4 separate regions of the Homo sapiens genome follow, and regions 1, 2 and 3 are each linked to region 4. The links are chromatin contacts, found by Hi-C or POLR2A ChIA-PET in ENCODE. All regions are on one chromosome and are shown on one strand. The core of a region is the stretch at or near the end of the contact, and the rest is flanking DNA. Distances in the headings are between cores, read along the strand shown. Region 1 holds the start of ZNF425 (zinc finger protein 425). Region 2 holds the start of EZH2 (enhancer of zeste 2 polycomb repressive complex 2 subunit). Region 3 holds the start of CUL1 (cullin 1). Region 4 holds the start of NUB1 (negative regulator of ubiquitin like proteins 1).

What was found. A loop is a pair of places that touch in the nucleus more often than their neighbours do. ChIA-PET counts read pairs that join two places held with the same protein, here RNA polymerase II (POLR2A). Pooled maps may share reads with other maps.
Region 1: a map with no recorded cell type shows a loop between it and region 4 (6-fold over the local background). The contact joins the promoter of ZNF425 here to the promoter of NUB1 in region 4. A Hi-C loop is called at or near these places in 2 of 37 single-sample maps with no recorded cell type and 7 of 50 pooled maps.
Region 2: a map of CD8-positive, alpha-beta T cell shows a loop between it and region 4 (7-fold over the local background). The contact joins the promoter of EZH2 here to the promoter of NUB1 in region 4. A Hi-C loop is called at or near these places in 1 of 168 maps with a recorded cell type or tissue (CD8-positive, alpha-beta T cell), 3 of 37 single-sample maps with no recorded cell type and 8 of 50 pooled maps.
Region 3: a loop to region 4 is called in a map with no recorded cell type, with 12 times the contacts of the local background. The contact joins the promoter of CUL1 here to the promoter of NUB1 in region 4. A Hi-C loop is called at or near these places in 1 of 37 single-sample maps with no recorded cell type and 6 of 50 pooled maps. POLR2A ChIA-PET finds 5 or more read pairs at or near these places in 1 of 52 experiments (GM12878).

Annotation. Positions count from the first base shown.
Region 1 is chr7:149,125,050-149,127,749 of GRCh38, forward strand. It overlaps ZNF425 (zinc finger protein 425), which reads right to left and starts at 1,275. Exons shown (of 4, transcript NM_001001661.3): 1 at 1,147-1,275. The coding sequence starts at 1,164. It also overlaps the pseudogene RN7SL521P and a transcript of ZNF398 not described here. RefSeq lists enhancers at 1-190, 438-989, 990-1,541, 2,205-2,254 and silencers at 700-873, 1,605-2,044.
Region 2 is chr7:148,882,989-148,885,688 of GRCh38, forward strand. EZH2 (enhancer of zeste 2 polycomb repressive complex 2 subunit) reads right to left here and starts at 1,303. Exons shown (of 20, transcript NM_004456.5): 1 at 1,176-1,303. LOC124901767 (a long non-coding RNA gene) reads left to right here and starts at 2,201. Exons shown (of 2, transcript XR_007060579.1): 1 at 2,201-2,495. RefSeq lists silencers at 467-1,056, 1,217-1,586, 1,707-1,936 and an enhancer at 557-1,248.
Region 3 is chr7:148,697,644-148,700,343 of GRCh38, forward strand. CUL1 (cullin 1) reads left to right here and starts at 1,260. Exons shown (of 22, transcript NM_003592.3): 1 at 1,260-1,386. RefSeq lists silencers at 115-174, 835-1,864, 2,165-2,264 and enhancers at 445-494, 1,562-2,287.
Region 4 is chr7:151,340,529-151,343,228 of GRCh38, forward strand. NUB1 (negative regulator of ubiquitin like proteins 1) reads left to right here and starts at 1,284. Exons shown (of 15, transcript NM_001243351.2): 1 at 1,284-1,318. RefSeq lists an enhancer at 905-1,406 and silencers at 1,004-1,203, 1,374-1,553.

The DNA of each region.
Region 1 (2,700 bases), core at 25-2,524, 2.2 Mb before region 4:
TCCAGGAGATTCCCAATCACTTAAAGAGGAGAGAAAAAAAGAAAGCCTGGCTGTAGAAACAAAGCTTGGAGAAATCAGAAAAGAATCTGTACCTGCCAAAGGAGGGTGGGGAAAAGGAGTGGGAAGCAAAAGGGAAGAATCAAATGCAAATAAGGAGCATTACATTCCTAAGATTATAAAATTTCATTGGGGGCACAAGAAAAACTTGCACACTTAAGCAAGTTATACTTAACTGAATGTAACAGGGTTTCTTGGATTAAGCCTCAGGATACGCCTTTCAAACTCTAAAACCGGTGCTCAAATTTTCAATACTACATTACAATACTACAGCATTTACGGTAAATTCGATTTACGCTAACCACCCAATTCATTTTAAGTTTTCTGTCCTTTCCTAGAGGGAGCGGTCTCCAATTTCTCTCAGTTCCAGCTTTCCTTCTCCTTTTTCTCATCTGCTTAACACTGATGTGCTTCTCTGAAACTACCTTCAGCAGGAGAGCACGGGCCCCAGAGAGACCCCGAGGTTCAGAGCCCCGACACTGAAGGCAGGGACAGCGTTGTTGATCTGAGCCTACAACAGGCCGAGAAACAGATCTTTCCCACCCGGATTCTTTCTCCCAAACCAACTTTTATTTATGTATTAAACAGACGGGGTCTGGCTGTTGCCCAGGCTGGAGGGCAGTGGCTATTCACAGGCGCGATCCCACTAACGATCAGCACTGGGGTTTTGCCCTGCTCGGTTTCCGAGCTGGGCCGGTTCCCCCTCCCTGGGGAACCTGGTGGTCCCCGCTCCCGAGAGGTCACCACACAGATGCAGAACTCAGAGGCACCGCGCGACGGACCTAGCGCATATACAGCGCAGAGCTCCCGGGCTCAAGCGCTGCTCCCGCCTCAGCCTTCCGAGTGGCCGGGGCCACAGACGCGCGCGGCCAAGCCCGGCCAGACCAGCTTTTCCCCAGGTCAATTCCAGAACAGCACACGCAGCAAGACTGCACCTTCTCCAGCCCAGCCCGGAGCTCAGTCCGTGGGCCACTGCCAACCCCCAGGCCCAGGCCCCGGCCGCCCCACTCCCTGGACGCGGACCCCAATCCAGCTGCGACAGGGACCCGAGTTTCGACAGAGCCTGCATCCTCCACCGGCCCTTCTTACCGAAGCCGGCTCGGCCATGGCGGTTCCGCACGAACCGGCCCTGCCTGGCACGGCCTCCCCTCCGCTCCGCCCCAACCCAACTCCCAGGTACAGCCCTGCTGGCCCCCAAAGGCAGAGCCGGCCGGGCGCGGTGCATGCTGGGACTCGGCGCTCGGAAGCGGAAGCCGCTCCGCCCCATAGCGCCCCCTGCGGGCGGGAGGAGCGGCGCCGCCAGAGGGAGTCGGTCCTCAGAGGAGGGGCCCGGGCACCCTCCGTGCGGGCCGCAGCACGCCGGTCTTTGAGGGACCCTTGGACTCCCGGATCTGCATGCGAGGGATGCGGTCGAAGACGAGATGAGGGAGCTGACGGGAGGGGAAACGGAGGGGCAGGTGAACATGGAGAGAGCAGGAACAGGGAGAGAGTAGGGACAGCGACTGGGAGACGCGCTCCACAGAAACCCGGACTGAGAGGCAGCGAGAGGGTGAGAGTCCGGTGCTGTTCCTTCCAAAGCTGCCCCCAAGTCAGGGATGAGCTCGAGGGTTTCGTTTGTGAGGGGGTCCCGGGAATCCAGCGAGGCCGGGTAGGTGGTGGGGGGCGCGCGGTGGCCCGGGGTGTCCGTCCCGCCGGGGGCGCGGAGGCCGTGTGGGCCCCGGGCATGTCCCGTCGGGGACGCGGAGGAGGGGTCCGCCCACCACGTCCGGTCCCCGTGGGTGCAGCGCCCTTCTGGGCTCCCCGAGCGTCCACACTCCCTCCTTGGCAGAGAAAGGCCTCGGGCAGAGACCCCATGCGGAAGCCACCCCGGCCTCGGGGCCGCCTGCGGGGACTCAGGGTCGCCCAGGGATGCGGGCCGGGCACCCCTAGCCCCCGGCGGGAGACTGTGACAGAGCGGGAGAAGACGGAGGAGGCCATGACACAGGGCGTGAGAAACACGAAGACGCAAAAACGGGAGAGGTGGGAAGACGCAGAAGGGGAAACCAGGGAGAGACAGAAAGGAGAGAGAGGGCAAGGAAGGGGGTGGCGACTGTCCCCAGAAAATCAACCTCGCATTCTGTCCTAGTCATGTTTTAGGTGTCAGGCTAAAGTAACAAATGAAAAGTGTGTAGTTAGAAAGGATGTCCATGAGAAAGTAGTCCCTGCATAGGCTGAGGAGCGTGTGCACATCTGTATTTGTCCCGGAATCGTGAAATGTAGATGCACCTTACTGATTAAAGGGTTAAAAAAAAAAAACCTTACATTAAAACTAACGTTTCGGATGGGCGCGGTGCCTCACGCCTGTAATCCCAGCACTTTGGGAGGCGGAGGCGGGCGGATCACGAGGTCAGGAGAGCGAGACCATCCTGGCTAACGGCGAAACCCCGTCTCTACTAAAAATACAAAAAAAAAAAAAAAAAAAATAGCCGAGCGTTGTGGCGGGCGCCTGTAGTCCCAGCTCCTAGGGAGGCTGAGTCGGGAGAGTGGCGTGAACCCGGGAGGCGGAGCTTGCAGTGAGCCGAGATCGCGCCACTGCACTCCAGCCTGGGCGACAGAGGGAGACTCCATCTCAAAAAAACCAAAAACAAACAAACAAAAAAACTA
Region 2 (2,700 bases), core at 53-2,552, 2.5 Mb before region 4:
AAACACACATTTGTCATAGCCATTCTATTTTGATCACCTACTTCTACCACCTCATCCTCATTCAACCCGTCGGGATTTGGGGAATAATCTGGCTGAATGACAGTTGATTTCGTTAGCACCTGTCGCCATTCTCAGATGTATCACACAAGTTGGCCAAAACAGCTTGTAATGTTTAAGGATTACGATTCTTTAGAAAGTGGCAACTCACTAGGCGTTCACCAAGTTTTCCAAAAGATCGTGCTTCTCGATTCCTCCCGCTTTCAAAAAGTAACCCTGTGGCACAGATTTTTGGGGGGAACGGAAGGGGATGTACACAATGAAGTGGGAATTCAACAGGACGCCCTCCAGAAACACAATCAATAGAGAGCAGAGCAGCTCGACTCTTCCCTCAAACTTAGCATAAAGCCAGACCAGGCGGCGAGGGCAGCCCGCGACCGCCGGAGCTCAGGGGGATTTCGGGGTGCGTCGTGGGGAAACGTCAGAGGCGAAGCTACTCCGAGTTCCCCGCCGCGAACGTCGTCCCGCGAGCGCCGCGGCCCCAGCCCGGGGTCGGCGCGCCCGGGACCGGGGGCGTGCGCGAGGCGAGGGCCGAGCCCTGCCCACCCCGGCAGCGGCCCGCGCCTCCCCACGCCCCTCTCCCGCCCGCCGGCGGGCCCGGGTGTCATGCCCCTTCCCCTCGCGCCGAGCCCTCCGGAGACACAGTCCGTCCTTTGTCTGAGTGCGGACTCGGCGGCTGGGTCCCACCAACTTGTGTCTGTCCCGTCCCACCCGGGCGCTCCCGCCGCGGCCGCGCCACACAAAGGAGACTTGAGGCTCGAGCTGCCACCCTGGACCGGGCACCGGAACGCCCCGACCCCGGCCCCGGCGCCCCGGCCAGGACAAGCACCGGGAAAGGAGCCCCCCACACGCCCCCCGCCCCGCAGCTCCAGGGGTGTGCGCTGCCTCACTCGCAGGGTCCCGCGGGCCAGCCCGAAGCTCACAGCTCCTTCCGGGGAGGGGGGCTCTCCCCTCACCCTCCACCCCCCGCACGCCTACAAACGCGGCGCCCCGGTGAGCCCCGCTCGGCGATACCCGGGACCGGCACAGCAGTGGCGGGGAGGTCCTGGCGCCGCCGCCGCCGCCCGGTTCGCACTCCCGGAGCCCCGCCGGCCGGGCCGCCCGCAGCGGCGCGTTACCTTCGTCCCGCGCGCCGACTCGCGTTGTTCCCGCGCGTCGCCCCCGCGCGCCGCCGCCGCCGCCGCCGGGGCTCCACTGCCTTCTGAGTCCCACCGGGTGTCGGACGCGACCGGACCGAGCGCCAAACGCGGCAGCCCAATCGCCATCGCTTTTATTTGGCCCCCCCAGCCCAATCAAGCGCCGCCCCGATTGGCGGGACGCGAGGCGGGCGCCCGTCCAATCACAGGGCCCGCCGGGCTCGGAGGCGCCGAGCCAGCCCCACGCAGAGTGCGCTCAGGGCTCGTGGGCGGGCGGGCACTGGCAGCGCGTGCGCGCGCGGGCGGCGGCGGGGTTCGCTGTAAGGGACGCCACTGGCCGTGTGGAAGCGCCGCCGCCGTCTCTTTGTTCTTTCGCTGAACACACGGCGCCTCTCAGGAAGGCGGTGTGCAGGCACGCGGGGACCGGGAGACATCGCGGGGGCCCGGAGCCCGCCGCGGACGGGAGGCGGGGAGGATAGGTGGCGGGAACCGGCCGAAGGGCGGGACGAAGCGCCGGCGGCTCTTGGCGGGAACCGGCGCCGCAGAGTTCCCGGGCGGGGGAGGGGCGGGGCGGGTGCTGGAAGCCAAGTTTGAACCAGTTCAAAACTCGGGGGTGGTAACGGTTTTAACCGCCGCGCTCGTTTCCCCGCGCGCGGAGCCGAGGCCCGGGCTGGCCGCTCCTAGTGGTGCCCGGGGAGGGGAGGGCGCGGGCCCCGGAGGTCGGCTCAGCTGTGGCGCCGCGTTTGCCGGGAGACGCTCGCCCGGCCCGCGCGCTGCCGCCGGACCCGTTACTACTTTTTTTTTTTTCTCCTGAGACGGAGTTTCGCTCTGGTTGTCCAGGCTGGAGTGCAATGGCGCGATCTCGACTCACCGCAACCTCCGCCTTCCGGGTTCAAGCGATTCTCATGCCTCAGCCTCCCGAGTAGCTGGATTACAGGCATGCGCCACCACGCCCGGCTAATTTTCTATTTTTAGTAGAGACGGGTCTTGGTCAGGCTGGTCTCGAACTCCCGACTTCTGGTGATCCGCCCGCCTCGGCCTCCCAAAGTGCTGGGATTACAGGCGTGAGCCACCGCCGCCGACCCGGGCCCTGTTTGATTATGTCTGCTGCTGCCTTGGCCGTTTTTTCCCCCACCGCTGGACTTTGGCTGGCCGAGCTTGCAGTGCTTATCGCCCTAGAAACCTGTGAAAGGGCGACATTGCTGCCATTTCAGACCCTTCCACTGTTCGTAGTTCTAAGCACGTGTCAGTGTTAAAAATCCTTTATCAAGATGAGCACTGTTCACTTGCCGCCTCTGCAAAGTGTGAGGATATTTGCAAGGCGCGGTGGCTCACGCCTGTAATCCCAGCACTTTGGGAGGCCGAGGCGGGCGGATCATAAGGTCAGGAGATCGAGACCATCCTGGCTAATAACGGTGAAACCCCGTCTCTACTAAAAATACAAAAAATTAGCCGGGCGTGGTGGCGGGCGCCTGTAGTCCCAGCTACTCGGGAGGCTGAGGCAGGA
Region 3 (2,700 bases), core at 10-2,509, 2.6 Mb before region 4:
TGGAGAAAACAGGAAGTTACACTCATCACATCTTTTGCCCAGATGATAGAATTCGAAATCCCCCCGGGGTTGTTCATGGAATGAGCCGCTCTGTTATGTTGTGAGCCGTGGTATTAATCAGCCACCCCTCACTAGGTGTTGGGGTTCCACCACGCTTCCTCCACCCCCCGTCACCACAGCAGCGGGTAGTATTTAGGTTGAATATTCCAAATAGTCAATTATGACAGTTAATTTCAAATGAGATGACTTCGAAGTACACGTGAAAACAATACTATTTTATATCACGACTCATGCCATCCGTATGTGTAATCAAAGCCTTCTAAGTCTTGATATGTCCTTACAAAGACGAAGGATAGAGTGAATGTCAAAATTTGCCAAACAGGAGTTACTGAAAGTCTGAAGGGGAAAGCCTAGTTAGGTTTTATCTTAGAAGTGATTTTTAAAACGAAACACGCAGATAAGCTCGAGCTTTCTGGAGCCGATTCCTAAGGCCTTGCAGGTGGTAAGGGGGTCGAGAATTGGCTGAGGTTCCTCGGAAGTCCGCGCCGATTCGGAGGGCCACCTCTGACTTTCTGATCTGGGGTGCAACCCCCAGTCCCTGTCCCGGTCGACAAAGGTGTGGAGTCAGGTTCCAGGCAAGCTGGGGGTGGGGGTGCGCACAAGGGAGGGGCAGGGGACTGGGACCCCCTCTTCTTCGGGGTGCTTCGGGCCGTTTCTCCAGAGGCTGGTGGTGTCCCCGACCCAAGCAGCTCAGCCCCGCTCGCGAGGTCCGAAGTGGCGGGAACGGGTCCTCCGCGGCGGTCCCAAGGCGAGGGAGGCTGTAAAACCTGGCAGAGAATCCGGCGCGCCGGGTCGGGGATGTCTCGGGTGCCGGGGGCAGGGGCCGCAGGCTCGCAGGTAGAAGCTTCCCCACGCGAGCGGGGGCCTCGGCCGCGGAAGGGGCGCCCCCGGGGCCGCCGGCAGCGGCGAGCGGGCGGGAGGGAGCTTTCCGGGCCCCTCCCGCGCCTCGGGCTGGCGGGGCGATGGCGACGACGGTTTCCCGGCTCCCCCGCCCCGGACGCCGATGGCGGTGCGTTCCGGCCCTCCCCCAACAGCTTCTCCCCCGCGGTCGCCGGAGCCGGTGAGGCCGAGAGGGCGGGGAGCCGCGCAGGGAAGGCGAGAGGGCGGAGGTTGCGTGGTGCAGGCGGCGGCGGCGGGAGGAGGAGGGCCGGGCGGGCAGGGGAGGAGGAGGAGGCGGGCGCCGTGTCGCACGCAGCTCCAGGCGGGGCAGCCCCGGTAGCTGAGGGACGCAGCTAGACCTTGGCGGGACGGGGCTTTCGCCGGGGCCCAGGCCCAGGGACCAGGCGGAGGCGTCGCGGGAGCCTTTGGGGCACCACAGAGATGCGGGTGAGTGTCGGCAGCCGCCGGGGCCGAGAGGAGGTGGCGGCGGCGGCGGCGGCGCAGGCCCGGCCCCGAGCCGCGGTGTCGCAGTGACTCGGGCCGCGACGGCCGAAACCAGGCGCCTGGCGAGGCCTGAGCCGCCGAAACGCGGCCGGGCAGAATGGCGGCCGGGCCGGGGGACTCGTGGGCGGAGGACGCCGAAGGTGGCAGAGGAGCGAGCGGGGCCGGGCCCTGAGTCACCCCGGACGGGCCGGGGCGGCCAGGCCTGGACTACGCACTGGGAAAAAGCACGATTCATCGCGCCTGGAGGCGGCGGCCTGGTGGCGCCGGCCCCTTTCCCCGCCGCGACCGGGCTGGGTTCTCGGAGGGTGGGCCGACGTGTGGCCCGGGGCGGCTCGGGCGTCCGCGCCTCGCCTGGTGAGGCGACCTCCGCGGGACGCCGGGACCCGTGCCCTTGCCCCCTCGCGCCCACGCTTCTTCCCGGCGCTGCTTTCCGGCCGACGCGTGTTCCCCTGTGAGCTCTGGGCTCAAGCGCAGGAGCAGCCGCGGAGCCGGGCTCTCTCGCTTTCCGGTTCCCTGCCCGCGGCTCTCGGGTTCCCCGCCTGCATTGTTGCGAACGTGCAGGGCGCTATTATTGGGTAACAGTCGCCCTTTTGCCCCGTTCTCCTGGGAGAGCGGGCCGGGGCATGCGCGCAGGGATGCTAGCCCGGCGGCCGAACCGGACAGAGCCCCCCGGCGCCCGCCTATCGCTCGCTAGTCGGGCCGGGCCCTGCGCTGCGGCCTCGGCGCGCCCCCGGTCCCAACGGGAGCGCGCGCCCTGACCCTGAGGGTAGCCGTGCGCCCGCCAGGCCGCTGGGACTTGGGGTCCCCAGACTCGGGGGTCGTCGCTTTTTTTTCCCTTAAGATCTGAAAGACCCCCGTTTCTGCCACCCGTGCAGTATTGTGTAGCGCAGACATAAGATAAGAAAGAGAGGAATGCTTGTAGACATTCCTTGAAATGAATCCCCAAAGTTAGGGTTTTCTCCCTGGCTGGCTTTGCCAAAAAGAGGATTCTCTTTTCCGATTGGGTCACTCTTGGTTGCTTCTGGTTCGTAGTAGGGGTTAGTGGTAAGTGCGCAAATACTGAATTGCAGTCTACTTAAATATTTGTTTGCTCTGTGTAATTGCTCTTTCCTGTAGTAGCATTAAAATCGTCAAAAGTTCTGAGTGGAGTAAACGATCACACTTTTTGGAATGCACTTAACGAAGCGGCAGAAGAGGAACTAGATTCCTTTTTTACTTCAAGCCATGAGCTTCTAGGACCTAAGCATAGCTTAACGC
Region 4 (2,700 bases), core at 34-2,533:
TGATTGCATTCTGGATCTCACCATGCAGTGCCCATTTCTTAATTCAGTCCCTGCTTTGATCTGAGCACTCAGGTTCCGCCCCTGGTTGCATGCTTGGTTCACCTGGGCATCCTCAGGTTACGTGCGAAACCTTCCATCTGGGAGTCCATGCAACTGAAAAACAACTCACAACTTGGGTATATAAAAGGCGAATCAGATTGGTCTGGTGCGGTTATACAGTTATTAATATCCCTTTGTCAGAAGTCAAAATTACCACAAATTTAGATTAAAGATCTATTGGTTTTTATTGATTCATGAATCAGGATGGCATCTTCTCTGAAAATTTAGAAACGGTGCTCCAACGAGCTGGGCAGAGGAGGTGGGCTTTATAGGTAGAAAAGGGCTAAAGAAAGCAGCAACAGGGAACGAAAAACGGATTGGTCACTGCAAGGTTACAGGAGTCCCCTCTCGTCCACACACAGGTGGTGTGTCCCAAGACCCACAGTGGATGCCTGAAACCTCGGATAGTACTGCACCCCATTTTACATACACACACATATATATATACTATATATATACACACACTTCATTTTTCCTATACATACGTACATACCTACGATAAAGTTTAATTTATTAGGCACAGTAAGAGATTAACAGCAATAACTGATAATAAAATAGAAGCGTCACTGTTGAGCACAGCCTTGGGAATAGGACCTTGGAAGTAGGCAGAGCTCCCTAGGCCTTGTGGTCCCTAGTGGCCGTGGACAGCATGGGGGAGGAAATTCCCGGGAAGCAGCCTAATTTCACCCCAGGGAAGCCCCTGGTGGGCTTGTGGAGGGCGGGGTGAAAAGCCGCTGGTTTAGGGAAGGGGTCCAGCCTAGGCTGAGGAATGAGATGCGGGTTGGGACGGTCCCGACCCTTCCCCCAGCCTCTTTCAAGGATTCTGGAGAAACAAAGCCAGGATCCATTTCCTCTTGATGGCTGGCAAACTGAGCCCGGGCGGGAAGTCCTGGAAGACTGAGCCTGGGGTGGCGTTGGACACCAACTCCCAGGTCCTCGCCCCACACGGCCACATCCTCGCCCAGCCCCGCCTCCGCTTAGCTCCGCCCCGTCGCGGCTCCGCCCCGCGGTAACCACGCCCACACAACCGTATCCCCGCCCACAGCTGGCTTCGCCTTGGCCCCGCCCACAACCCTCTTTCCAAGCGGCGGCGGCGGCGGCGGCGCGAAGGCGACAGCGGCGGCGGGGGCGGGGCTGGCCTCACCCGGAATGAAAACAAACGGCGGCCGCTGCCGCATCCGGGCACTCTGCTGGTCGCGGCGGGAGTGGCGTGGCGCAGGTGAGGACACGGCGGCCGAGTGTCCTCGACCCCAGCCTCAGCAGCACTGCTTGGCGCCCCGGTTCCCGGTCCGACTGGGCACCTCTCCTGGCCAGGGGTGGAGCGGCCGCGGGGCGGGGGTGAGCAGCCATGCGTGGAGCTGGGCCGGGGCCGGGGCCGGGGCCGGGAGCGGTGGGCCGGGCTTCGGGACGCGCTGGCCGTTCGGGGCCCTTTGGTTTGCCCTGAGTTAGGCAGAGGTGTGGGGTATTTAAAAGAAAATATTGAGTGTATCGGTTTGGGGAGAGAAAGGAATAAATATGTCTATAAAAAATTAGCCAAATGCTATACTTGAATCGTAACACTCCGAGTATACCATTTGGGATTTATTTGCAATCAAAGCCAGATTTTCTTTGCTATTTAATGACAAGACACTTGATTTTCTCGAACCTTGACGACCTGATTCTATCATTCTCACCTCCTTCCCTTTTATTTTTAATCAAGAATCTTTCATTTTCCTAAGAAAAAATGAATGTGTCTTGACTAGATATAGTTGTGTTTCAACTATATATAATGTATACTTGAAAAGGTGTGGCTAAATGTAGCAATGATCGATTCATTACAAAAGTGAAAGTGAAATTTTTAAAGGATCGTTATAACGTTTCACTTTCTGCTTGGACCACGGAGTGATATTAATGAGTTTCGTCTTTTCTTAGTTACAATGTGAAACATTGTATGGCATGCATGAAACTTTTTCAGTTCTCATTTCAGTTAAAATTAAAAACTGACTTATTAAACTTGACTTAAAATATGTCGCCACTTACTCTGTTGTCTATAACTGAAGTTCCTTAAGTTTCAAGACAGTGGTTTAATTTTTTTTTAACATTAAATCTTATTCGGTGTAACCCTGGAGCTCTTGTTTGCTCCCTGGAGTGTCTGACACGCACTGGGTTTGTAACACTCCTTCGTCCTTCTGTCAAGTGGTGGCTTGGATGGCATCTTTTTAAAAATTTTTTATTTGTTTATTTTTTTAGTAGAGACGGGGTTTCACCATGTTGACCAGGCTGGTCTTGAACTCCTGACCTCAGGTGATCCACTGGCCTCGGCCTCCCAAGTGCTGGGATTACAGGTGTGAGCCACCGCGCCCGGCCTTGGATGGCATCTCTGAGTACCGCATCAGCCTTTCAAATTGCTTGGCTCCAGTAACCAGCCTGTGAAATTACTGTCCCCCAGTGGGGAGACAGTAGGGTTGCTGTGATATTTTATTCAGAATTTCTGAAGATTCATGAGTAGTATGTAAAGTAGTTTTTAAAGTTATTTGTGTTTGAAAAGCTAACGCTCTAAGTACTAATATGCTTTGCTGTGATAAGCCGTTTGTCAGTGCTTGAAAAATGGAGGATTCTCCC